6 separate regions of the Homo sapiens genome follow, and all the other regions are linked to region 1. A link is an interaction called in ENCODE POLR2A ChIA-PET data of the cell type or tissue named here. Cell type or tissue: HepG2. All regions are shown on one strand. Region 1 overlaps LOC400499 (putative uncharacterized protein LOC400499). Region 2 holds the start of MIR548H2 (microRNA 548h-2). Region 3 overlaps LOC105371082 (a long non-coding RNA gene). Region 4 holds the start of PRM1 (protamine 1). Region 5 overlaps CLEC16A (C-type lectin domain containing 16A). Region 6 holds the start of PRM3 (protamine 3).

The links. ChIA-PET counts read pairs that join two places held together with the same protein. Peaks named below come from ENCODE experiments on the same cell type or tissue, not always from the same donor. Only the 100,000 strongest peaks of a DNase experiment are listed, where the experiment ranks them.
Region 2: POLR2A ChIA-PET joins it to region 1 with 28 read pairs; 6 of 35 experiments call an interaction of 5 or more read pairs at or near these places.
Region 3: POLR2A ChIA-PET joins it to region 1 with 39 read pairs; 6 of 35 experiments call an interaction of 5 or more read pairs at or near these places.
Region 4: POLR2A ChIA-PET joins it to region 1 with 26 read pairs; 8 of 35 experiments call an interaction of 5 or more read pairs at or near these places.
Region 5: POLR2A ChIA-PET joins it to region 1 with 11 read pairs; 2 of 35 experiments call an interaction of 5 or more read pairs at or near these places.
Region 6: POLR2A ChIA-PET joins it to region 1 with 10 read pairs; 8 of 35 experiments call an interaction of 5 or more read pairs at or near these places.

What each region holds. Positions count from the first base shown.
Region 1 is chr16:11,369,985-11,373,984 of GRCh38, forward strand. It overlaps LOC400499 (putative uncharacterized protein LOC400499), which reads right to left. Exons shown (of 67, transcript NM_001370704.1): 67 at 2,031-2,754. The coding sequence ends at 2,750. All of the region lies in intron 1 of LOC105371082 (a long non-coding RNA gene), which reads left to right. Among named protein-coding and RNA genes, the nearest start is that of RMI2, 27 kb to the left of the region's middle. RefSeq lists enhancers at 496-555, 741-1,241. In HepG2, a CTCF peak has its summit at 1,946 (motif pointing left); DNase peaks (open chromatin) are centred at 767 and 1,877; H3K4me3 peaks cover 1,025 bases.
Region 2 is chr16:11,305,533-11,309,532 of GRCh38, forward strand. MIR548H2 (microRNA 548h-2) reads right to left here and starts at 995; the gene lies at 908-995. All of the region lies in intron 1 of LOC105371082 (a long non-coding RNA gene), which reads left to right. In HepG2, no CTCF peak of the experiment used is centred here; DNase peaks (open chromatin) are centred at 1,899, 3,169 and 3,579.
Region 3 is chr16:11,295,410-11,299,409 of GRCh38, forward strand. The region is part of intron 1 of LOC105371082 (a long non-coding RNA gene); the gene reads left to right. Among named protein-coding and RNA genes, the nearest start is that of MIR548H2, 9.1 kb to the right of the region's middle. RefSeq lists enhancers at 2,074-2,253, 2,385-3,068, 3,522-3,571. In HepG2, a CTCF peak has its summit at 2,466; DNase peaks (open chromatin) are centred at 1,322, 1,602 and 2,332; H3K4me3 peaks cover 1,936 bases.
Region 4 is chr16:11,277,978-11,281,977 of GRCh38, forward strand. PRM1 (protamine 1) reads right to left here and starts at 3,353. Exons shown (of 2, transcript NM_002761.3): 1 at 3,150-3,353; 2 at 2,864-3,058. The coding sequence starts at 3,261. The coding sequence ends at 3,015. The region is part of intron 1 of LOC105371082 (a long non-coding RNA gene); the gene reads left to right. In HepG2, no CTCF peak of the experiment used is centred here; DNase peaks (open chromatin) are centred at 1,354, 1,744 and 2,144; H3K4me3 peaks cover 553 bases.
Region 5 is chr16:11,015,159-11,019,158 of GRCh38, forward strand. All of the region lies in intron 11 of CLEC16A (C-type lectin domain containing 16A), which reads left to right. Among named protein-coding and RNA genes, the nearest start is that of CLEC16A, 73 kb to the left of the region's middle. RefSeq lists a silencer at 1,554-1,848. In HepG2, no CTCF peak of the experiment used is centred here; DNase peaks (open chromatin) are centred at 1,683 and 2,043.
Region 6 is chr16:11,272,607-11,276,606 of GRCh38, forward strand. PRM3 (protamine 3) reads right to left here and starts at 1,023. Exons shown (of 1, transcript NM_021247.3): 1 at 593-1,023. The coding sequence starts at 989. The coding sequence ends at 678. It overlaps PRM2 (protamine 2), which reads right to left and starts at 3,874. Exons shown (of 2, transcript NM_002762.4): 1 at 3,494-3,874; 2 at 3,033-3,331. The coding sequence starts at 3,764. The coding sequence ends at 3,294. All of the region lies in intron 1 of LOC105371082 (a long non-coding RNA gene), which reads left to right. It also overlaps the pseudogene LOC124900380. RefSeq lists an enhancer at 1-104. In HepG2, no CTCF peak of the experiment used is centred here; DNase peaks (open chromatin) are centred at 1,270 and 1,575.

The DNA of each region.
Region 1 (4,000 bases):
TATATATATATATATATATATATATATATTTGAAATTAAAAGATGTTCTAATTTTGAGCTATCCTTGTCACACTGTACAATTCTCACTTGGTTTAGGTCACTTTTTTTTTAAGGCCCCAGTGGGGTTTGTTTGGTAATATTTTATTTTGGATTTTCTTACCTTGATTTGTATGTAAACATCTTACCTTGTTTTGTTTTGGAGATAGGGCCTTGCTCTGATGCCCAGGCTGGAGTGCAGTGGTGTGATCATAGTTGATTGTGATTTTGAACTCCTGGGCTCAAGTGATCCTCCTGCCTCAGCCTCCTAGACAGGCATGTGCCACCATGCCTGGCTAATGATTAAATTTTTTTAGAGACAGAGTCTTGCTATGTTGTCCAGGCTGGAGTTCAGTGTATATTGTAGACGTGAATTGGTCTTTCCGCTGGAATCATTCCCTCTCCTATCTGTTTCAAATTCATGCATAAGTACTCCACCCACACCCCCCAGTTGGAAAGTATTGATGTTGTCCAACCTGCCTTGAGAAGGGAGAACTATGTTTCCCTCTTTGTATCTCTGCTGGTGTCCAGTCCACTGCTGTGTTTTTGGTAAATACTTGACCCATAGAATGTGGGAGGCAGGAAGGAAAGCTTCTGCGTTTCCTTTCTGGACCAGAAATCATGGATCCGTTAAGCATATTGAGAAACCAACAGGTCAGGTGGCTGCACACTCTAGTTGCATCTGACTCTGAATTGCTCATGGGCCCCTGAGCACCAGTGATTTGCTTTTCTTTTATTGCAAAAGCAGAAGTGGGGGTTGAGTGAGCTTGGGCAGCCTTGGGAGGCAGGCAGGCCCGCGTCAGTGCCATCCTGGCTGTTTGTAGCTTGTATGACCTTGGGGAAATCCCCTCAACTCTCTGAGCCTTTGTTTCTTCTCTCATTAAGTGGGGATCATCCGTTCCTCATTGGACTATTGTAAGGCCTAAGATCAAACTTTTTTTTTTTTTTTTTTTTTGAGATGGAGCCTTCGCTCTGTCGCCCAGGCTACAGTGCAGTGGCACGATCTCCGCTCACTGCAAGCTCCACCTCCCGTGTTCACGCCATTCTCCTGCCCCAACCTCCCAAGTAGCTGGGACTACAGGAGCCCGCCACCTCACTCGGCTAATTTTTTGTATGTTTAGTAGAGACGGGGTTTCACCGTGTTAGCCAAGATGGTCTCGATTTGCTGACCTCATGATCCACCCACCTTGGCCTCCCAAAGTGCTGGGATTACAGGCGTGACCCACTGTGCCCGACCCAAACTTTTTTTTTTTTTTTTTGAGACGGAGTCTCACTCTGTCGCCAGGCTGGAGTGCAGTGGTGTGATCTTGGCTCACTGCAGTCTCCGCCTCCTGGGTTCAAGCAGTTCTCTGCCTCAGCCTCCTGGGTAGCTGGGATTACAGGCGCCAGCCACCATGCCCGGATTTTTTTTTTTTTTTTTTTTTTTTCCAGTAGAGATGAGGTTTCACCGTGTTGGCCAGGCTGGTCTTGAATTCCTGACCTCATGATCCACCCGCCTCGGCCTCCCAAAGTGCTGGGATTACAGGCGTGAGCCACTGCACCCAGCCCCCAGATCAAACATCTTTCAAGGCACTTGGAGCAGTGCCTGGTCTCCAGGGTCTTTAGGCTGTAACCACAGCAAAGCACTCAAATCACAGCCACTCTCCCTTCTGTCTTCCCTCCAGTGTGGGGGTGTGGAGGACCAACCTTCTTGTTCCCATTCACCCTGGAGTTCTTTCTTCTGAACTTCATCTAGCACCTGCTATGCACCAGGGATTCATGGGGGGGATGGTGGGGCGGAGGTCAAGGACGGTCAAGTCTGGCCTTCAGCTTGCCTCAGTCCCCGTGGCTGATGCCTTGCCCTTTGCTCTGGAATCTGGGCCCTACAAGCTCCTACCAGGCTCAGTGCAGAGAGGGCTCGAGGGCACCCCCTATCGGTGAGCAGATTCCATAGCTGCCCACGCCTCCCCCTCTCTTGAGTGGATGATCAACCCCAGCAATCTAGAGACATGTTCTTGGATTCTGCCAGCTTTATTTTTCAGTTGAAAACTCAAAGGAAAAAGTTACATTCCCAAAAGAAAGTAAAACACTTCCAATGATGTAGCCTGGAGGCCTGAGTTCACAGGTGCCCCTACCAAAACAGAGGCCCTCCCCAGGGTCCCCTGAAGCATTCAGTCCCAGTGTGTCTACCCCAAAGAGAGAAGCTGCCTACCTGGGCTTCTGATTAAGAGGCTTGGGGCCATCACTTCCCTTCAAGGAAACTCCTGCCTGAAAAGACCCCTGGATCAGGCAGGGAAAGCCAGTACCAAGCAGCTGAGGACCTGGCTTCGTGTCCCCCACCACGCAGTCAGCGTTCTGAAGCAGTGGCTTCCCAAATGGCTGTTGAATAAGTGAATAAATCTCTTGGGCATGAACAGGGGCCAGGTGGAGTTTTCTCTGCAGAGCTGGTACTTGCTGGCCGCACTGTCTCCTGGTTTGCAGTGGAAGTGTGGAGGAAGGGGGAGAATTACTCAGACCAGTGGGAGAGTTTCATGTCCCCCGGAAGTATTTTGAGCCCAGTGGCAATGAGCCCTGCTTCCGTGCGTTTGCAGCACGTGCGGTTCTGAGTTTCCCGGCATTCCATGCTGGTTATTCTGTCCCAGCCATGAATCTTGTCATTGTCAGGGAGCTGGAATTGCAGTAGAAGGTGAAGGAGTTTGAAGTCTGGCAGCCTAGTGCTGGCATAGACAAAATCTCAAACTGTAAAGGAGAGAGAAAAGTAAGACCAGGCTATGGGCCCCTGAGGAGAGGGGCCCCTGCTGTTTCCTGAAATAAATTATGCTAGGGCCCCTGGCCTTCATTATTAAAAGGACAACTCCCCATCCACTCCCACTCATCTCCCTCCCGCCTTTTTGTAAGAGCAGCGGGCATGGGTCAATGAGTCCCCTACAGCTGCAGGGCCTTTGCAGGCAGCGGTGCTAGGCCCAGCCTGCTGAGTTCCTTGGAAATTGAACAAGCATCTGTGGAGTGCTCACTCTGTGTCAGGTTCTGCTGCCAGCACCCTCGACACAGAGAAGACCAAGACATAGTTCCTAGCCAAGGGGAGGGCGGAACCTTAGCACACGATGCTTTGAGAGCTCAGGATGCATCCAACCCAAAGTGTGGGCTAAAGGGAGCTCACTGTGTGGGTGAGATCTTCAGTACAGCATGCAGTGGAGGCCATGATGTGGGGCTCCTGGCCCTAGAGGGACTGCTCTGCTGTTTCACCATCAAGTGGGGTGGACAAGGGCACAGATGGACACTCAGAGCTACCAGGCAAAGGAAGTGCCCTTCTATCCCTCATCTGCTACGAGAACTGTTTAAAAGATGGGTTTTAACTTTTCTGAGATGGAGTCTCGCGCTATCACCCAGGCTGGAGTACAGTGGCTCACGGCAACCTCTGCCTCCTGGGTTCAAGCGATTCTCCTGCGTCAGCCTCCTGAGTAGCTGGGATTACATGCGCCTGCCACCACGCCCGGCTAATTTTTATATTTTTAGTAGAGACGGGGTTGGGCCAGGCTGGTCTCGAACTTTTGACCTCAAGTGATCCACCTGCCTTGGCCTCCCAAAGTGCTGGGGTTACAGGAGCAAGCCACCATGCCCAGCTATTTATATTTTTTGAGATGGAGTCTTGCTCTGTCGCCCAGGCTGGAGTGCAGTGGTGCGACCTCAGTTCACTGCAACCTCTACCTCCCGGGTTCAAGTGATTCTCTTGCCTCAGCCTCCCAAGTAGCTGGGATTACAGGTACATGCCACTATGCCCGGCTAATTTTTATATTTTTAGTAGAGACAGGGCTTCACCATGTTGGTCATGCTGGTCTCAAACTCCTGACCTCAGGTGATCTGCCCGCCTCGGCCTCCCAAAGTGCTGGCATTACAGGCATGAGTGACCTTGCCTGGCCGGGAAGCACCCTTCTAGCCCTCATCTGGTAAGAGAAGTGTTGAAAATATGGGGTTTAGGTGGCCT
Region 2 (4,000 bases), 64 kb before region 1:
GAGACCATCCTGGCTAACACAGTGCAACCCTGTCTCTACTAAAAATGCAAAAAATTAGCCAGGTGTGGTGGCGGATGCCTGTAATCCCAGCTACTTGGGAGGCTGAGGCAGGACAATGGCATGAACCCAGGAGGCGGAGCTTACAGTGTGCTGAGATGGCACCACTGCACTCTAACCTGGGCGACACAGCGAGACTCCGTCTCAAAAAAATTACAAATAAAAATAAAAAGTTCCCGAGGCATGCGATGGAATATTATTCAACAACAACAAAAAAGGAATGAGGTTCTGAGAACTGATTTTAAACCACGATACTACATTCAAACTACACCATGAGTGAACGTGGAAAACACGGTGTGTGGAAGAAGGCAGGCACAGAAGACCACTTATTATATGGTTCCATCTATGGGAAATGTCCAGAATAGGCAAATTCGTGGAGACAAAATTAGATTAAGCCTGGGCAGCATAGCAAAACCCCATCTCTATAAAAAGCAAAAAAATCTGGCCAGGCGCAGTGGCTCACACCTGTAATCCCAGAGATTCGGGAGGCCGAGGCGGGCAGATCACTTGAGGTCAGGAGTTCAAAACCAGCCTGGTCAACATGGCAAATGCTGTCTTTACTAAAAATACAAAAATTAGCTGGGCATGTTGGCACATGCCTGTTTTCCCAGCTACCCAGGAGGCTGAAGCAGGAGAATCGTTTGAACCCAGGAGGTGGAGGCTGCAGTGAGCTGAGATCACGCCACTACACTCCAGCCTGGGTGACAGAGTGAGACTATCTCAAAAAACAACAACAACAACAACAAAACCTTTTGTACACCCATGTTCATAGCAGCACTATTCACAATAGCCAAAATGTGGAAGCAACCCAGATGCCCATTAATGGGTGAATGGATGAACATGATGTGGTTTATATTAGGTTGGTGCAAAAGTAATTGTGGTGTTTGCCATTGAAAGTAATGACAAAAACCGCGATTACTTTTGCACCAACCTAATACACATTGCTATGGTCTGAACGCTTGGGCCCTCCGGCAATGCATATGATGAAATTCTCACCCCCACTGTGATGGTGCATTAGGAGGCGGGGCCTTTGGAAGGTGATTAGTTCATGAGGGCACAGCCCTCATGAATGGGATTAGCACCCTTATAAAACAATCCCATGAGAACGGGTTCACACCTTTCGCCATTAAAGATCCAACAAGAATCCTTCTTTCCGGTCTGTGAACCAATAAACAGGCCCCCAGCAGACATTGGATCTGCCAGCACCTTCATCTTGGACTTTTCAGCCTCCAGAACTGTAAGAAATAAACGTTTGGCCGGGTGCAGTGGCTCATGCCTCTAATCCCAGCACTTTGGGAGATCCGAGGCAGACAGATCACCTGAGGGAAGGAGTTCAAGACCAGCCTGGCCAACATGATGAAACTCCGTCTCTCCTAAAAGTACAAACATTGCCCAGGTGTGGTGGTGGGCGTCTGTAATCCCAGCCACTCGGGAGGCTGAGGCAGGAGAATCACTTGAACCTGGAGGCGGAGGTTGTAGTAAGCTGAGATTGCACTACTGTACTCCAGCCTGGGCAATAGGGTGAGACTCTCTCTTAAAAAAAAAAAAGAAGAAGAAGAAGAGAAAGAAATTTCTGTTGTTGATAAACTCCCTAGTTTATGGTAGTTTGTTATAGCAGCCCAGATTGACTAAGATAACATGTAGTGGAATATAATTCAGCCCTAAACAGGAAGAGAACTCTGACACATGCAACAGCATGGATGTGCCTCAAGGACATTATGCAAAGTGAAAGAAGCCAGTCATAAAAGGACACAGGTCATTTGATTCCACTCACAGGAGGTACCCGGAGAAGTCGGATTCAGAGAAACAGAAAGTGGAATAGTGGTTGCTGGGGCAGGAGGGAGGGGAAATGGGAGTTGCTTAACAGGTGGAAAGGTTCAGTTTTGTAACATGAAAAGAGTTCTGGAGCTGCATGGCGGTTATGGTTGCACAACAATGTAAAAATGTACTTAACATTTCTGAACTGTGCCCTTCAAATGGTTCAGGTGGTAAGTCATATGTGTATTTTATTACAATTAAAAATTTTCTTAGGCTGGGCGTGGTGGCTCACGCCTGTAATCTTGTTGCATGATCCTTGGGGTGCTGCTTTTATGGCCAGAAACCTCTGTGGCTGGTGGCATCTTTTGGCCAAGTTTTGCTTGGGCCCACTGGGCTAGTTCTGCCCACTCAGCCTGGCAGGCTGTGCTCGGCTCACACTACCAGCCTGGATCCCACCCTTGCTTGGGCAAGCCAGGTGTGGCACAGTGAGGGGTGTGTGAGCAAGTGCGCATGGGGTCTGGCCACTGTGCATAGTCAGGCACACTGGCTGCTACAACGGGGCAGGGACCAGGTGCCCGCACAGGCGCCAGCTCTCTGCGAGGCTGCGGCGGGACCAGGTGTACCACAGGCAGCCTCCACGGCTGCCACTGGGGAATGCATTGGTGCCTGGAAGCCTGGAGGCTCCAGGAACCACAGGGCCCCAAAGAGGGAGTCCCAGTCCTGACTTGGGCTCCCAGGTCTGGGCTCCCTGAAGGGCCACAGCTCTTCTCTCCTTCTCTTCACCCACAATATGGCAAGCAACGGGCGTGTTTCTGCCCTGTTTGTGTTACAGTTCCTTCAGCCCTGCCATTCGGCAGTTCCCGAGTTCTTGTCTTGCTTCCAAGAAGAATGAGGTACGCAGACAAGCGTAGGGCGAACAAGGTGATGAAGAGCTTTATTGAGTGACAGAATAGCTCAGAGGAGGCCTTGGAGTGGGTAGCTGCTCTCTGCAGCTGGTTGACCTGACGTCTGCTCAGCTCTGGCTGAGTCCGGTGCTTTTATGGGTCTCAGAGAAGAGGAAATGCATGCCAAACGGTCCATGGGTGGCCGTGAGTGGGCCCAGAAAAGGCACCACAAGTTCCCACTCTGGTCCTGTGGGACTGGCAGCCTGGCCCACAGCCTTCGGACCCTCCCTGGGTGAAGGTGGGGCCTCACCGGGGACCCAGCGCCTGCACCAAGGAACCTGTCTGCCTCTTGCTGCCGTTCATGGGCCCAGGCTGTAGGTGCCAAGGGGTGCCTGCAGGTCAGCACCAAGCTGCCCTCAGCTCCCCTTCAACTTCCCTTCTATGCTTGTCAGTGCTCAAAGTCCAGAGGGGGCTGAGGCAGCAGGGGACTAGCATGTCAGCACTGCCCCGGGTGTTCACACCTGGCCGGGCTTTGCTTTGCTCCAAGATCAGAGTGGGCACCGACAGCAGGGAGAAGCCAGGCAGTGGGAGCAGGCACTTCTGAGCCTGTGAGGGGAGGGGGGTCTTCCTGGGCCACCAAGAGTGCAGGGATGCCTGGGTCCACAGCTGCAATTTGGGCAGCTGCAGGTGTGCTGGAGACAGGGAGTGCAAGGCTTCTGCCTGCTCTGTGGGGTGGGAGGCCTGAATCTGCAGCTGTGGTTTGGGTGGCTGCAGCTGTACCCAGGAGGGGGCAGGGCTCCTGCCTGCTCCATGGAGCGGGACGCCCAGGTCTGCAGGCACGACTTGGGCAGTTGTGGCTGCATCCGGGAAGCTCCCACCCCACTAACTCAAAAGGGGCGGGGCTCCCACTTGTCCCCAGCTCCTGCCACCTCCAGAGAATGTGCAGCCCCAGCCATGCCTCCTTGCTGCAGCTGGAGTGACGGCAGAGGCCGCTCCACATGGGCCACCGCTGCCATCAATCCTAGCACTTTGGGAGGCTGAGGCAGGAGAATTGCTTGAGCCCAGGAGTTCAAGACCAGCCTGGGCAACAGAGCCAGACCCTGTCTCTACAAAAAATAAAAAACTAGCCAGGCATGGTGGCACACACCTGTGGTCCCATCTATTCAGGAGGCTGAGGTGGGAGGATCCCTTGAACCCAGGAGTTTGAGGCTACAGTGAGCCACTCCACTCCAGCCTCTGCTCTCCAGCCTGGGCAACAGAGCCAGACCCTGTCTCTAAAAAATACAAAAATAAAATAAAGA
Region 3 (4,000 bases), 75 kb before region 1:
GGCTGGAGTGCAGTGGCACAATCTCGGCTCACTGAAACCTCCGCCTCCCAGGCTCAAGTGGTTCTCATGCCTCAGCCTCCTAAATTGCTGGGACTACAGACATGCACCACCACGCCCAGCTAATTTTTGTGTTTTTAGTAGAGATGGAGTTTGGCCATGTTGGCCAGGCTGGTCTCGAACTCCTGACCTCAAGTGATCCACCCACATCAGCTTCTCGAAGTGCTGGGATTAGAGATGTGAGCCACCATGCCTGGCCTTCATTCCCTCTTGATGGACACTTGGGCTGTTTCCAATTTTCTGCCATTATAAACAGTGCTGCTGTGGCTAGAATTTCTCTGGAATATATTCAGTGGACTAGCAGTTCTCAAATTTTAGCATGCACCAGAATCACCTAGAGGGCTGGTAAAGACACAAGGTTCAATCTAGAATCCCACGTTGCATTTACGCTACTACTTTTTCTGTTTTTTCCTCTTAAAAATTAAAAAACAAAAAATAGAAACGGGTTCTCACCATGTTTCCCAGGCTGGTCTCAAACTCCTGGGCTCAAGCAATCCTTCCACCTCAGCCTCCCAAAGTGCTGGGATTATAGGCGTGGACCACCATGACCAGCCCTATTCCTTTTTAAATTAATAGTAATAATAAGCAAACCTGGAAAAGACCCCACACGTCCAGAGGTGTTCAGGTGAGGAGTCGGGGGAAGGATCATGAGACAGGATCAGCGTCTTGACCCAGACTTGCTTGGGCCCTGCAAGGACCTGTGGGACCTCTGGGCCCCTCTCACCTCCAGACAGGGCGGCTCCTCCCCACACCCAGCTGGGTGGAGTGGGTGACCTATCTATACTGCTGGCCCTGTGGGCCCTGTAATTAGAGAGATCTACTGGAGTTCAGCATCTCTATGACCTAGGAGAGTCCCTACAAAGAGTCTCAGGCTTCCCCTCTGTGGAGGAGTCCAGGGTGGGGGTGAGAGGCTCTGAGGGGCTGCACTCAGAACCTGGGTCTTTCATTTATTTGGCAAATCTTAAATGTCCCAAGTATTCACCAAGCCTTGTGCTGGTGCTGGGGGGACAGCAGAGAGCCTGACACTCCCAGGGGGCTCCTCATCAAAGGGGAGGCCTACAGTAAACAAATAATTACACAAATAAATATAGAAAATGAACTGTCACTTGGGGAGGCGTGGGTCTTGGAGTGGGGTTTTGAGGTGTGAATAGGAGTTCACAAAGCCTCAGAGGAAGGGGAAGGACTACGTTATTCATAAAAATCTCACTGGAAATGAAAAACACTTTGAGGGTTCCGCTGTCTGTTGTCAGACTACCCAAATACCATTGCCAGGAAATTCCAGCAGGCCCACACAGCAGAGCGGTCCAGGGCCAAATAACTTCAAAAAGTAAAATTAGAAAAGCCTCTCTGAAAAGTAGCTGTACACCTAAAGTCTATGTTTAATGTGGCCCATAGATGTGTTTTGTAGGTTTGCTCTGATGTGGATTGGGGTCCCCCAAGCAGTTGTACCAGTCACACCTCTGAGCTCCTAAAGCAGCTCTGGCAGCCAGGCAGGAAAACCATGGGCAGTTTCTTATAAAGTTAAACATTCACCTACGCTGAGACCCAGCAGTCCCACTCTCAGGTATTTACCCAAGAGCAAAGAAAGCATGTGCCCATCAAGATCTGTGCACAGATATTCATAGGAGCTCTGCTCCTAATAATCCCAAACTGGGAAACGTCCCAAATATCCATCAACAGTGAGAATGGATAAACAAATTGAGGTACCTCCATACAATGGGACACTGCTCCCCAATAAAACATTGCAAACCATTGCACACACCACGTCATGCACCGCTCTCGCACGTGTTGTGTTGTGTGAAACAAACCAGACAAGAAGGGACGCATCCCAAGTGACTGATTGGTTTATGTACAGTTTAAGAACAGGCAAATCTCACTGCTATTTATAGATGGCACAGCAGTGGTTACCTCTGCTAGTGGGGCCGGGGGTCGCTTGTGTACTGGGAAGGGGCTCCAGGGAACCTTCTGGAGGCTGAGGGTGCCCTTGATCCTGATTTGAGTGGTGACTATATAGGTATAAAAAATGATCAAGCTGGACACTTAAAGTCAACATAGTTTATGCACTTTCACGTGTAAACATTATTCCTTAAGAAAATAAAAACAGCACCAGTGGCTCCCCCCTTCCCTGCAGACTCCCCCGACACCACCACCTCCTTCTTCGCCTTGCATCGGTACGATAAGGCACTTGCTTGACGGGAAAGAGAAACTCAGCTGCCAGCTGGGGTTCATTTGCACTTTCCCCCGCCTGGTCTGCGGTCTGGCTGTGCAGCTAGCCGCTCTGACGGGGAGGAGGGGCCCAAAGCCACTGCCTGCCGCCTGGGCAGGGGAGAGGGGCACGTGAGGCTCATGGCAGAGGCACAGCCAGCTTCTTGCATGTGCCCTCCCCGGGGAATGTCTGCAGAGCCCAAGACTGCCACGCCGTGGGCACAGCCCTGGCAACAAACAGCCACTTACCCAGTCACCATGCTCTACTTCTCAGCTGCAGCCCCACGGCCTGGACTCGCTTGCCCAGGCCCCCCAGCCACAAATCCTGGGCCCCTCCCTGAAACCTCCAGACACAAACTCACTTCAGGCTGGGGCCTTGGTTTCCCCATCTGGAAAAGGGGTGAAAAGCCCCATCTTTCCAGTGTAGCAGTCGAGGCATTTGCAGCAGGTGTTTGTGCTCAGTGTATCGATGTAGGAGGCTCTCAAAAAGGATGTAGAAAACATGAATAGTTATGAGTCCTGTTTTAATAAAATTAGAATAAAAAATAAAAGCCAGGCAAGGTGTTGTGCGCCTATAATCCCAGCTACTCATGAGGCTGAGGCGGGAGGATCACTTGAGCCCAGTTCAAGCCCAGCCTGGGCAGCATGATGAAACCCAATCTCTACACAAAATACAAAACATAGCTGAGCGTACTCCCTAGCTACTAGGGAAGCTGAGGTGGGAAGATTGCTTGAGCCCATGAGTTTGAGGCTGCAGTAAGCTTTGATCACACAAGTGCACTCTAGCCTGGGTTACAAAAAATAAAATAGGCCAGGCACAGCGGCTCACAGCTATAATCCCAGCTCTTTGTGAGGCTGAGGTGGGAGGATCACTTAAGCTCAGGAGTTTGAGACCAGTCTGGGCAACACAGCAAGACCCCATCTCTACAAAAAAATTTTTAAAAAATTAGCTAGGCATGGTGGCGTGTGCCTGTAGTCCCAGATACTCAGGAGCTTGAGGTGGAAGGATCACTGGAGCCCAGGAGTTCAAGGCTGCAGTGAGCTATGATTGCACCATTGCACTCCAGCCTGGGTGACAGAAAGACCCTGTCTTTAAAAAACAAACAAACAAACAAAAAGAGTGAAAGATAAACAAATAATTAAATTTAAAAATAAATAGAACTAGAAGAGGAAGCCCAAACTATTTCTGAATGTGTTCATCTGAGAAGAGGGCAAAATGTAAAATACACACCAATTGTTTCACCATTATTTTCCCCCGAAGTTCGGATTAAAGAAAGGGAGGGGATTAGCGCTTCAACACACCTCCCTTTGTCCTGGGTGTCGTGCTTCAGCATGTGTGGATGGTAGCTTTGTGGTTAAAAAAAAAAAAGAAGAAGAAATGAGAGCAAAAAGTACTTTGAGAACTCTTTGTAGCTGTCACGTCCCCAGACCCTGTGGTGAGAACCTCCAGGGACACCTGTGAACATGCATGTTCCCAGGCCCAGCCTCAGGGGTCTGCACGTTTAAGAAATGGATGCACTTGTCTAATGATGAGGGCAATGGTGCCGGACACTGCCCACGTGTCTGCTCTCTAGGACAAGCCCTTGAGACAAGTATCATTATCCCGTTTAAAGACGAGAAAACTGGCAGGGTGTGGTGGCTCACTCCTGTAATCCCAGCACTTTGGGAGGCCGAGGTGGGTGGATCACCTGAGGTCAGGAGTTCAAGACCAGACTGGCCAACATGGTGAAACCTTGTC
Region 4 (4,000 bases), 92 kb before region 1:
CAGTGGCAATAAGAAACAAATTCAGGAGGCTTAATCTTCAGATCCTTACAGGAGGTGATGGGTGATATTGCCATGCCCTTGGTGTTTCTATGCTGCCTCTCTTTAGGGATAAGAAGGTCCTTTATGATGGCCCTCAAGCTCTTCGAGGGCGCGTGTTAAAAATATGAATGCTGAGGCCTTACCCTACGTCCCGCTAAGTCAAATCTCCATGGCCAAAGCTTGCAGATGAAAATAAGAAGGGGCGGGGCAGGGCTCGGTGGCTCACACCTGTAATCGTAGCACTTTGGGAGGCTGAGGCGGGTGGATCACCTGAGGTCAGAAGTTCAAGACCAGCCTAGTCAACATGGTGAAACCCTGTCTCTACTAAATATACAAAAATTAGCCGGGAGTGGTGGCGGGCGCCTGTAATCCCAGCTACTCAGGAGGCTGAGGCAGGAGAATTGCTTGAACCCAGGAGGCAGAGGTTGCAGTGAGCTGAGATGGCACCATTGCGCTCCAGCCTCGGCAACAAGGGCGAAACTTCGTCTAAAAAAATAAAATAAAATAAAATAAACATAGGAAGGGGCTGGGTGTGGTGGCTCACACCTGTAATCCCAGCACTTTGAGAGGCCGAGGTGGGAAGATCACTTGAGCCCAGGAGTTTGAGACCACCCTGGGCAACATAGTGAGGGCTCTGTCTACAAAAAATAAAAAAAATAGCCTGGGTCCATGGTGGCATGTGCCTGTAGTTCCTGCTACTCAGGAGGCTGAGATGGGAGGATTGCTTGAGCACAGATCAAGGCTGCAGTGAGCCACGTTCACACCACTGCACTCCAGCCTGGGTGACAGAGCAAGACCCTTATCTCAAAAAAAAAAAAAAAAAAGGCACACCCAGGGGTCTGCCTGTCCAGCCAAGCTGCTATCATGATCCGAGTGTGTTATGGGGAGTCATTGCTAAAGTGATCAGGGTCATGGTAGTGCCAGGGCTAGCACTGAACTCTCATGTGCTCACTTGAAAGAACATGGTTGTTGATACCCACCGTAGGTGAGTGCAGTGGCTCATGCCTGTAATCACAGCACTCTGGGAGGCCAAGGCAGGAGAATCGCTTGAGCCCAGGAGTTTGAGACCAGCCTGGGCAACATAGTGAGACCTCGTCTCTACAAAAAAATTAGAAAAATTAGCCAGGCAAGGTGGTGCATGTCTGTGGTCCCAGCTACTCAGGAGTCCAGGAGGCTGAGGTAAGGAAATCACTTGAGCTCAGGAGATTGAGGCTGCAGTGAACTGTGTTTGCGCTACTGCACTCTATTCTAGCCTGGGTGACAGAAAGAGACCTTGTCTCAAAAAAAAAAAAAAAAGGAAGTGATGTATGCAGAATACCAGGCACACAGTTGGTGTCCCATAAACAGAAGTCATACTGTGACATTTCTGAGGTGCTTGGTGGGCCCTGTCACTTCAGGGAACTGGGTCTCAGAGCCTCTGGTCTCTGCCAAAATGCTCTGGGTTTGCTCTACCATCAGGAAATGACTGTGACCCAGGGCCTGTGTCAAGGAATCGGAGAGGTGGGCTTTCTTAGGCTGTGGGTGAGCCAAGGAGACCAGTGCCCAGCAGGACTTCTTATGTCCTTCCCCAGATCTCACTGGGGTCTTAAACTCTTGCCTTAGAAATTTTAGTATAGGTGGTATATCAAGCAGCTTGAGTGTGGACTTAGATCCGACCAGATGGACAAGTTAACCTTTGTTTCTTCGGTGGACATAACGTTGTGAAACCGTGCCCCAAAGAGTAAAGAAACCGGTGGTTAACAAAAATGTTTGAGTTTACAGGATGGCAGATAAGAGACTTCCTTAATGGTGCTTGATTAAATGTGAAAAGTTCAGCTCCACTGCTACCTGGACAAGTTATCTCTGTACCCAAATGGGGATGAAAACTTCTGGCACAGAGTGAGGAATAAGCAGTTTTGAATTTAATTTTCCTGATGGTGACTGGCTTAATCTATTTAAGTTATAACCTAAGAGTTCCTTTGTTGAAGAGTGGAAATTTCAGCTTTGGGCTGAAATAAACCCGGGTGGGCAGCTAGGGGACAGGTCAGATGGGATGAGCTGGTTCAATCTTGAGCTCCAGCTGGTAAATGTTTAACTGGCTTTGGGGTTCCTGGGATGGAGGGAACCCAGATTTGTAGCATTTGCTGATTTCTGTAAATACTCCATGGTCCATTTCAAGCTGCCAAGATGAGGTCACCAAGCAGAGTGGGGAAATGTACACAGTGGGTCCTCAAACTCGAGAGACCTGGATAGAGCACCCCACTGGGTAGGGATCTGTTAAGAGGGTTTAGGAGGCAGGTTCTGGTTGTGACTTGGGGAGACTGGTTCTTGTTGTATCTTAGGGAGGCAGGTTTGGGTTGTGACTTGTTGGTACTACTAAGAGTTTGGAACAATGGCCAGGTGCAGTGGCTCATGCCTGTAATCCCAGCACTTTGGGAGGCCGAGGCAGGTGAATCATGAGGTCAGGAGATCGAGACCATCCTGGCTAACACAGTGAAACCCCGTCTCTACTAAAAATACAAAAAATTAGCCAGGTGTGGTGGCGGGCACCTGTAGTCCCAGCTACTCGGGAGGCTGAGGCAGGAGAATGGAGTGAACCTGGGAGGCGGAGCTTGCAGTGAGCCAAGATCGCGCCACTGCACTCCATCCTGGGCGACGGAGCGAGACTCTGTCTCAAAAAAAAAAAAAAGTTTGGAACAAAACCCAGCGTGACAACTGTCTTTCATGTCCCCCCCACCGACATCTTTCTCCCGTTGCATGCCCAGGCCCTCTCCCCCTCTGCTCATCCCCGAGCCCTCCTCCCCACTGAGCCTCCCCTCTCAAGAACAAGGAGAGAAGAGTGGGATGACTTTTCAACATTTATTGACAGGCGGCATTGTTCCTTAGCAGGCTCCTGATTTTTATTGGATGGTGGCATTTTCAAGATGTGGCAAGAGGATCTTGAAGTCTGGTAACATTCTCAGGCAGGAGTTTGGTGGATGTGCTATTTTGTGCAATTAGTGTCTTCTACATCGCGGTCTGTACCTGGGGCGGCAGCACCCTGGTGAGACCAAGAAAAGTGGTGAGAGGAAGGCTGGGCCCTGAGAGCTCCCAGCCTCAGCCCCAGCCCACCCTCAGCTGGGCCCACTTACTCATGGCTCTCCTCCGTGTCTGGCAGCTCCGCCTCCTTCGTCTGCGACTTCTTTGTCTCTGGCGGTAATATCTGCTCCGGCTCTGGCTGCGACAGCATCTGTACCTGGCCATGGTGCAGGATGGGCTTGGCCTGAATGCTCAGAGCAGGGCACCACCTTGGCTGAGCCAGCCAACCTGTGAGCAGGTGGAACTCTGTGGGCTGTGAGTCAGGGGCCAGCTCTGCGGCCTGTTATAGATGCCAGGGGGCCGTTGGTCATTGTGAGGGCAAAGGGGCTGGGACCTCACAAACCATGGCCAGGTGGCCTGCATCATGTCCATATATGGGCATTTGAGAGGCGGGCAGGCCCCCGAGTGTAGGGGCTGCCTATGTCACAGCTGGGGCGATACAAGATGACTCCTCCGTGGGAGCAATCATCTAGTTATTCAATTAACAAAATATTACTGTTAATATTTTGGCCTGTTCCATGCCGGATTTTGGCCTAGGCCCTGGTATATAGTGATAAACAAGACAGACATGCCCTTGTTAAGAAGTATTATTATTATTATTTTATTTTTTTAATTACTTATGTATTTTGTTTATTTTTTTGAGACAGAGTCTCATTCTGTCACCCAGGCTGGAGTGCAGTAGCACAATCTTGGCTCACTGCAACCTCTGCCTCCTGGGTTCAAGCAAACCTCTGGCCGCAGCCTCCCGAGTAGTTGGGACTACAGACATGCACCACCACACTCAACTAATTTTTGTATTTTTAGTAGAGATGGGGTTTCGCCATGTTGGCCAGGCTTGGTCTCGAACTCCTGACCTCAAGTGATCTGCCCGTCTCAGCCTCCCAAAGTGCTGGAATTACAGGCA
Region 5 (4,000 bases), 350 kb before region 1:
CCGCATTCATCTAGAAAATTAAGTGGAGCCACTCACTCTACAGCTGTGCTAGCTGGATGAGGACTGTGAGGTGCAGCTGTGCGCACAGGTGTCACAGCCAGGGTGTGGAAATCCCATTTTGTGTGGAGAGGCCCATGTGGGTCTGGTTCTGCGTCAAGATGTGACACGGGGGTTGGGGGTGAGGAAGGGGGAGCGGTCCTGGCTTTGCTGCTGCATTTCCAGCTGTGTTAAGAATCACTGCACTTGTGGGTTTCTGTGCACTCATACTCAATATCCAGGGTTGGACCAGACGGTGGTTTTCAAGCAGTTTTGTGTGAAGCCGTAGAATTCCAGAAAGGGGCCTCATGGAGTGCACGAGGGAGCCCACGGCAGTCAGAGGCATTTGATGCCCACCACCCTTTCCTGGAGCAGCTCTGCGCTCATCTGCTGACTGTGGTGGGATGCCCTGGAAAATTGTCCTGCAAATTAGTATTCAGCTGCTTAAAAAAAAAGTTGGATGAGCTTGGTGCTGAATTGTCTTCACCCTCTTCTCTGCTCCGGAATTCTGCTGGTGTCCAACGAGATTAAGCCAGAAAGGGGACAACTACGTCACAAAGCTTGGCCTCCAGGCCAGGGTGCTGGGGCTTGGCCCTGTAACCTTAGGAAGTACTTGGAGCTGAGTTCCCACTGTGTCAACCAAGCAGGGCAGAGCTGAGCCTGGGGAAGGAGAACTTGCAGCTGTAGGGGAGGTGGGCCTATGCCACGTCCTCTGCCTCATGGGGCAGAGGCCAGAGGCTGGGAGACGAGGAGGAGGCTAGCCTCACAGGCTTGCTTGGGAGTCTTCAGATGTCTGATGGCAAGCCTTGTTAGTAAACACAAGCAAACCTATACATATGACATTTAAGCATACATCTCCCAAATATGTGTAAAAATTTATGTATTATAAATTATATATAATATGATCATGCTAGTATTATGGACAGTATAAAACAAAATAGATTTTAAAAGATGAGAAGCGTTAAAAGACCTACTGCCTAGGGAATCATCTTGCATGCCCACTGAGGTCCATACCCACTTTGGAGATGGCCAAGGTAGTTGGAGGACACTAGGTGCCTGAAGGAGGCTGGTGAAGGTGAAAATGGCAGAAGGGAAAGAGAATTATGTTTCCCCGACAGCAGTCTGCACCACGTTCGAACTCTTTTTTTTCTTTTTTTTTCTTTTTTTTTTTTGAAACAGAGTCTCACTCTGTCACCCAGGCTGGAGTGCAGTGGCCCAATCTTGGCTCACTGCAACCCCCACCCCCTGGGTTCAAGCGATTCTCATGCCTCAGCCTCCCCAGTAGTTGGGATTACAGGCGCCCGCCACCACACCCAGCTAATGTTTGTGATAGGTTTCACCATGTTGGCCAGGCTGATCTCAAACTCTTGACCTCAAGGGATCCTCTTGCCTCAGCCTCCCAAAATGCTAGGATTACAGGCATGAGCCTCCACGCCCAGCCCACATTCCAGCTCTTGGCCATATCTGTGTACTGTTTGCTCTGCTGTTTACTGGATAGCTTTCTTTGAATTGACTCACTTGTTTTTTTCCCAAAATTTAGCCTTATTCTAAGCACTAATATCCACAGAAGGCTTTCTGTGCAGCTAGAATTTTCTTCCAATGCACAATGAAATAAGTACAAAACTATGCAAACAAAGCATTTGTCCACACACCACTTAGAAAGCACTGTTGGCTCCCACCTGTGTGATGGGGCCCGCCCTGTGGGAGACTCTGATCTTTGACATCTGACTTCAGATCAGATGGGAGGGAAGGGGGATGGTGAGAGTGAACCTCACATAGGGCCGGGGCCCATGTGAATATCGGGGCGGGGGGGGGGGTGCTCCTCCATGCCAAGGGGTGCCTGCAGGTACAGTCATGCCTAACAGTCTGGGGAGAGTCTCTTGGGGCATGAGATATCTCCCCACGAGAACACTTTGTGACCACATTGATCACAGACTTTGTCGGGGAGTGGCCCACCCCGCCTCAGATCACAGCTACCATGAATCATTGCCACTCGGGCCCGCTGCCAAAACATCTCGTGTTGGGCTAGACCAGTCGCTCATTTATCACTTCAAGAGATACTTATTGTGTGCCTACTCTGTGCCAGACACTGGATTAGACAGTGGAGAACAAGACACATAAGACAGCTACAAAACCCCTGTTCTAGTGGAGGAAGGCAGACAGTAAAGAAGCAGAACAATAGAGAATGTAAGAGCCAAGTCACAATGAATGCTATTATTATTAAGTAAAATCAAGATAAGGGGGAGGAAGGACAAATCTCCTCTACAGAAGAATGCCAAATAATTTATGGAGATACGCGAAGACGTTTCAGAACCTAATGTCCCATTCTCTAAGTGTGGCCTGTGTTTACTGACTTTCTTCCACAGAGTATGGTATGGAAGGAGGAGGAAAAGTGACTTCACAGTGGCGAAAGCTGATGAACATTAGCTTGGCCAAGTATTGGAGATTAACATCAACAGTTATAAGTCATATTGATAGTATGTGCCCTGATAGGATGTGATGAGAAGGGTACTTCCCCTCTGTGGTCCTCCTCCTCAAAACCTGTAACCCCAGTCTAAATAGCAGAAAGACATTGCACAAACCCAGAGTGAGGGACTCTCAAGAATGCCTGACCAGTACTCCTCAAAATGTCCAGGTCATCACAAGCAAGGACAGTCTGAGAAACGTCACATCCAGAGGAACCTAAGAATGAGGACTCAATGTAAAAGGGATCCTGGAACAGAAAAAAGACATTGGGAAAAACTAATGAAATCTGCCCAAAGTGTAGAGTTTAGTTTAGTTAATAACAATTTTTAAAGAGGTATTAAAAAAAAAAAAAAAAAGGCAGGTGAAGGCCGGTGTGGTGGCTCACGCCTATAATCCCAGCACTTTGGGAGGCCAAGGTGGGAGGATCATTTGAGCTCAGAAGTTTGAGACCAGCCTGGGCAACATAGTGAGACCCCATCTCTACAAATACTAAAAAATTAGCCGGGTGTGCTGGCATGTACCTGTGTTCCTAGCTACTCGGGAGCCCAGGTGGTCAAGGCTACAGTGAGCCATGATCACACCACTGCACTCTAGGCTGGGTGTCAGAGCAAGACCCTGTCTCAAAAAAGAAAAAAAAAAAAAAAACAGGTGAAGAGGGCGTCCAGGAAGATGTCTCCGTGGAGGCGACATGTGAACTGAGCCTTGAATGATGCACCCCAGTCACACCTGGCTAGGAGAGACCTGGTGTGAGAGCCTTCCAGGCAGAGGAAATTACTGTGTAAAGATCCTTGGATAGAAACAAGCTTGGGCCAGGCGCGGTAGCTCACGCCTGTAATCCCAGCACTTTGGGAGGCCGAGACAGGCAGATCATGAGGTCAGGAGATGGAGACCATCCTGGCCAACACGGTGAAACCCTGTCTGTAATAAAAATACAAAAGATTAGCTGGGTGTGGTGGCGGGTGCCTGTAGTCCCAGCTACTCAGGAGGCTGAGGCAGGAGAATGGTGTGAACCTGGGAGGCGGAGCTTGCAGTGAGCCGAGATCATGCTACTGCACTCCAGCCTGGGCGACAGAGCGAGACTCCATCTCAAAAAAAAAAAAAAAAATGGAGACAAGCTTGGGATGTTCAAGAGATAGTGAGAAGCCCAGCACAGCTGGAGCAGCATGAGCCAGCCAGGCAGGGATGGCCAGGAGGTAAGGTCAGAGGTGGACTGGGGCCAGGCCGTGTGTTTGGATTTCATCTTGAGAGTGATGAGTAGGCACTGGGAGTTTTGAACAGAGGAGTGACATGAGCTAATTTCATTAAAATCACTTGGGTTTGTGTGGAGAATACATTAGGGTGGCAGAAGAGGTGGCAGACGTCCCTGCATGAGCCGGGGGGAGGGAGACCATGGCAGAGGCGGTGTCTGAGCCCAAGGTATGTGTTCACATCCCTCTGGAAACAGAAGTGCAGGTTCACATTTTGTCATCTCTTTTAACCCCCTGTATGTCTCCCGAAG
Region 6 (4,000 bases), 97 kb before region 1:
CAGCCAAGAAGGACCTAGAGGAACCACCATGACCCCAGCAACAATCCCTGTCCTAGCTCAGCACTGACTGGTGCCAGGCCTGGTCCCACCCATCACTTGAGCTAATTTTTCTGATCATCTGACCCATGAGTAGCTATTAGCTTCCCCTAAACGCTGGGAGGGGCAGCCTGAGGCTCAAAGACACGCAGTGACTTGCTCAAGGGCACGCAGCTACCAGAAAAGAAGTTTGAACCCAGGTCTGCTGAACTCCCAAGCCAGTGTTCTTAAAAGACGGTCCATAGTTGGGGCAGCACAGTGGGGACTGCGATGAAGGCAGTTACCCTGTCCCGCTGGATGCTCTCGGCTGGGGTGTGCTGGGACTCGCAGAGGAATTTCCCGTCCCAGAGATGGGAAGATTTGGCGGAGATGATTTCCCCCTCTCAAAGCCCCTCAACCTCTGGCTGGGGCTTGGGAACAAGGTCACCGAGCCTTGCTGTTCAGCCTTCCTTGGCAGCTGGCCTCCCTCCGTGTGCACCCACACACACACGCCTTCACACACGTGCACACGTGGGGCCAGAAGGGATAGGGTGAGGGGAACCAGAGACAGGGAGGATTCCTCAGAGACTTTTTATTGACTCTTCTCTGAACACTGTCGCCGGAGCAGCAGTGGGCGTCCCTTCCTGGGCCTTCGTTGCGGGTCAGGAGGGTGTCCGCTTGGGCTCGGGGCTCTGCTGGGCCTCGGCGTTGTCCTTGTGGCCCTCCTCCTGCCGCTCAGGCTCCAGCAGCAGCAGCTTGCCCTGCACCGGCAGCTCTTCTTTCTCCTCCTCTTCCCCCTCCTCCTCCTCTTCCTCCTCTTCCTCGCCCGCTGATGACAAGGAGAAGTTATCCTGACTCACACAGGCCATGAGCTTTTTCATGGAGGATTCGTGGCCCCGGCCATGGCCCGTGCTGTGGCCTGGGCTGTGGCCTGGGCTCTGGCCTGTGTTGAGCTTGGCACAGCGGGAACCCATGGTCTACGTTGCCTGTCTCTCTGGGCAAGGAGGTGAGGCGGTGGGTGAAGGGGCTGCGAGTGGGGGCAGGATGCTGACATCACAAAGGGAGCCCATCCCCACTTGGGAACCTGGGTCTGAGCCAACAGTTAACTCACACCTCAGCCACTGGCAGCTCCCAGCCCCCACAGGGGAGGTCTGCAAGGCTGAGCACTGGGGCCAGTTCGGATGCCACACCATAGTCCTCATTTGCCCTGGAGAAAGTTTCCCTTGTAGCTGGGATGGGAGTTAGGGATTGAATTTCTAGAAGCAGGAGGGGCACACACAGACTCCTCCCCACATCCCAGAAATCGCCAGCCAGAGAGAGCTGTCTCTGTTGAGTTTCTTGACTGTTAACCCTTGGAAATAAATCATCAAGCTGTGTGCTTAAAATGTATGCACTCTGTAAGCTCATAAAACTCAGGAACCCTTGGAAGTCTTCCTTCGGGGGCCTGAAAGTGTGAAATCTTCTTGAAAGGCAATGGCTCCTAAGCATTGTTTGTTTGTCCAAGGCATGGGAACAGGCCAGAAACCAAGCTGGGATGAACAAGGGGTTGCTTTGTCCCTGACTGATGCAAGATGGACACCACCAACCAGAGGCCACTCTACCCAGGTCAGGGTGGAGTGACATCCTCTTAAGTGTTTTGGGGCCACAGAGAAGACATCATGGAGCTGCCCCTTGGCAAGGTTCCACATCTGTGCAGCACAATTTCAGCATGGGGGGAGGGGGTTTAGGACTTTGTCTTTTATACATTGAAATGAGTCGTTTGTACACTGCAATGGTATTTTTTAAATATAAATTTTTTGAGGCCAGGCGTGGTGGCTCACACCTGTAATCCCAGCACTTTGGGAGGCGAGGCAGGCAGATCATCTGAGGTCAGAAGTTCGAGACCAGCCTGGCCAACATCGTGAAACCATGTCTTTACTAAAAATACCAAAAAAAAAAAAAAAAAAAAATTTGTTTAGCTCCTTCAGCTACTCAGGAGGTTAGGGAGGAGAATCAGTTGAACATAGGAGGTGCAGGTTGCAGTGAGCCAAGATCGCACCACTGCACACCGCCCCAGTGACAAGAGCGAAACTCCGTCTGTTTTTTTTTTTGTTGTTGTTGTTTTGTTTTCAGAAACTCGTTGCTTCCTAAAGATTGGTCATTTCTGAGCACCAGAAATCCATTTGCCAACATATGGATTGGATCTTGCCAGTCTTATCCCCCCAGTCCTCAGTGGCTATGGTTGGCTAAGGTTGGCACTCTCCGAAGTGCCCCCTTCCTGATCCTGGAATCTATGATGTAAGGATTGTGAGATGGGGAGGTTATCTTGGGTTGTCCAGAAAGTCCCTCAGTGCAATCACAAGGGTCCTTGATTTCAGACAGGAGGGAGGAGTGATGCAGCCACAGGCCGAGGAGAGCAGGCAACAAGGATCGGATTCTGCCTGGGTCTCCAGAGGCTTCAGCCAGCACAGGCCTCACACAGCGCAGCCCATTACTCTGCATTCATCTACTCCTTGCCTTTTGCCGTCTCTGTGCTGACCAAGTTGTTGCTGGAGCATGCCAGACCTGTTTCCCACCTCGAAGCTGTGGCCTGCACTGAGCAGTGCCCCCACCTCTGCCCCCACCGTTTACACTTCCAACCACCCAACACTCAAGATGGGTTGTGTTTTTAAACTGTGGCACACAGTAGGCATTTAAATATGGCCACAAGGTGCCTTGGCATCTTTGTGACTTAATTAGGACTCGATCTGTTCTAACCATTTTCTCCTTTCATGAGGTAGGATCAGGTTCTTCACTGGAGGGGGATCCAGACAGACTAATGTGGCCTTTGACACCATGGAAGGATGCACAATAGACAGGACAGCATCATAGGGTGGCCTCCCAGGCACAGTAACCCTCTCCTAGGTGTCCTGAGAGCATCAGAACTCCCGCCCTACCTGCCTCTGAGGAAGGGCTGCAGAGAAGCCTCTACCCGCCCTGGGCGTGAGGGAAGCCAGGTTTGTGTGATTCGTGCAAAGAAAACCCGACAGGCCAGCGAGTGTCTTGTCAAGCTTTATTGGGCAGGTGACTTTTGCTCGTTTCACTCAGATCTTGTGGGCTTCTCGGCGGCAACTCAGGGCTTGAGCATTTGATGTAGGGGAGTTGCTATGGCCTCACTCGGTGTTTCTTGGGCAGGTGACTTTCTCTTAACTTCCAGCTGGGGGCTTGAGCATTTGATGTAGGGGAATTGCTATGGCCTCACTTGGTGTTTCGGGCGACTTTTTCTTAATTTCCAGCTGGGGGTGAGGGGCCCAGGAAGCTTAGTGCCTTCTGCATGTTCTCTTCCTGGTTCTGCAGCCTTTTGGGAAAGAAAGTTCTGGTTGAGGGGGTCACCTAGGGACTCTGGGTGGGGACGGGGGTTAGGGGGCTGGAGCTTTTGTCAGGTGGGGTGGGTCCCCGCCTCCCTCCTGTGCCTGGGGTGGTCAGGGACATGCAGGGCAAGGCGGGGGCGCAGGCAGACCTCTGCGATGCCTCCTCCGGTGCCTGCAGGAGCGTCTTTTGCGCCTTCTGCAGGAGCGATGCTGCCGCCTGTGGATCCGGTGCAGCCTCCTTCGAGAGCAGTGTCTGCGCCTATAGTGAGACTGGCCATGGGTCCTCTCGTAGACCTCGACGTGCTCCGGGCTCAGCCCTTGCTCCTCTTGGCCGTGGTGTCCTTGCTCTTGCCCATGCAACTGCTGCCTGTACACCTCGTGCGAGCGTTCGCTCAGGCTCCTCACGCGGTATCGGACCATGGTGTTGGGAGATCTGGTGGCTCCTGGGCTGAGGCTGCAGTGGGCCCTGGAGTAGGGGAGGAGGGCGGAGGCCTGCCCACCTGCCCTTGGTGTTACTGTTGGTCTGGTCTGCAAGGCTCCCCGGGAGCTTGTATATAAAGGGGGCGCCCACTATGACTCTGCGGCCCCGCCCAGTCCCCACCCTGCCCAGCCTCCTCTGTGAGGGCAGCACAGGGCCAGGGGTCACAACTAGCAGG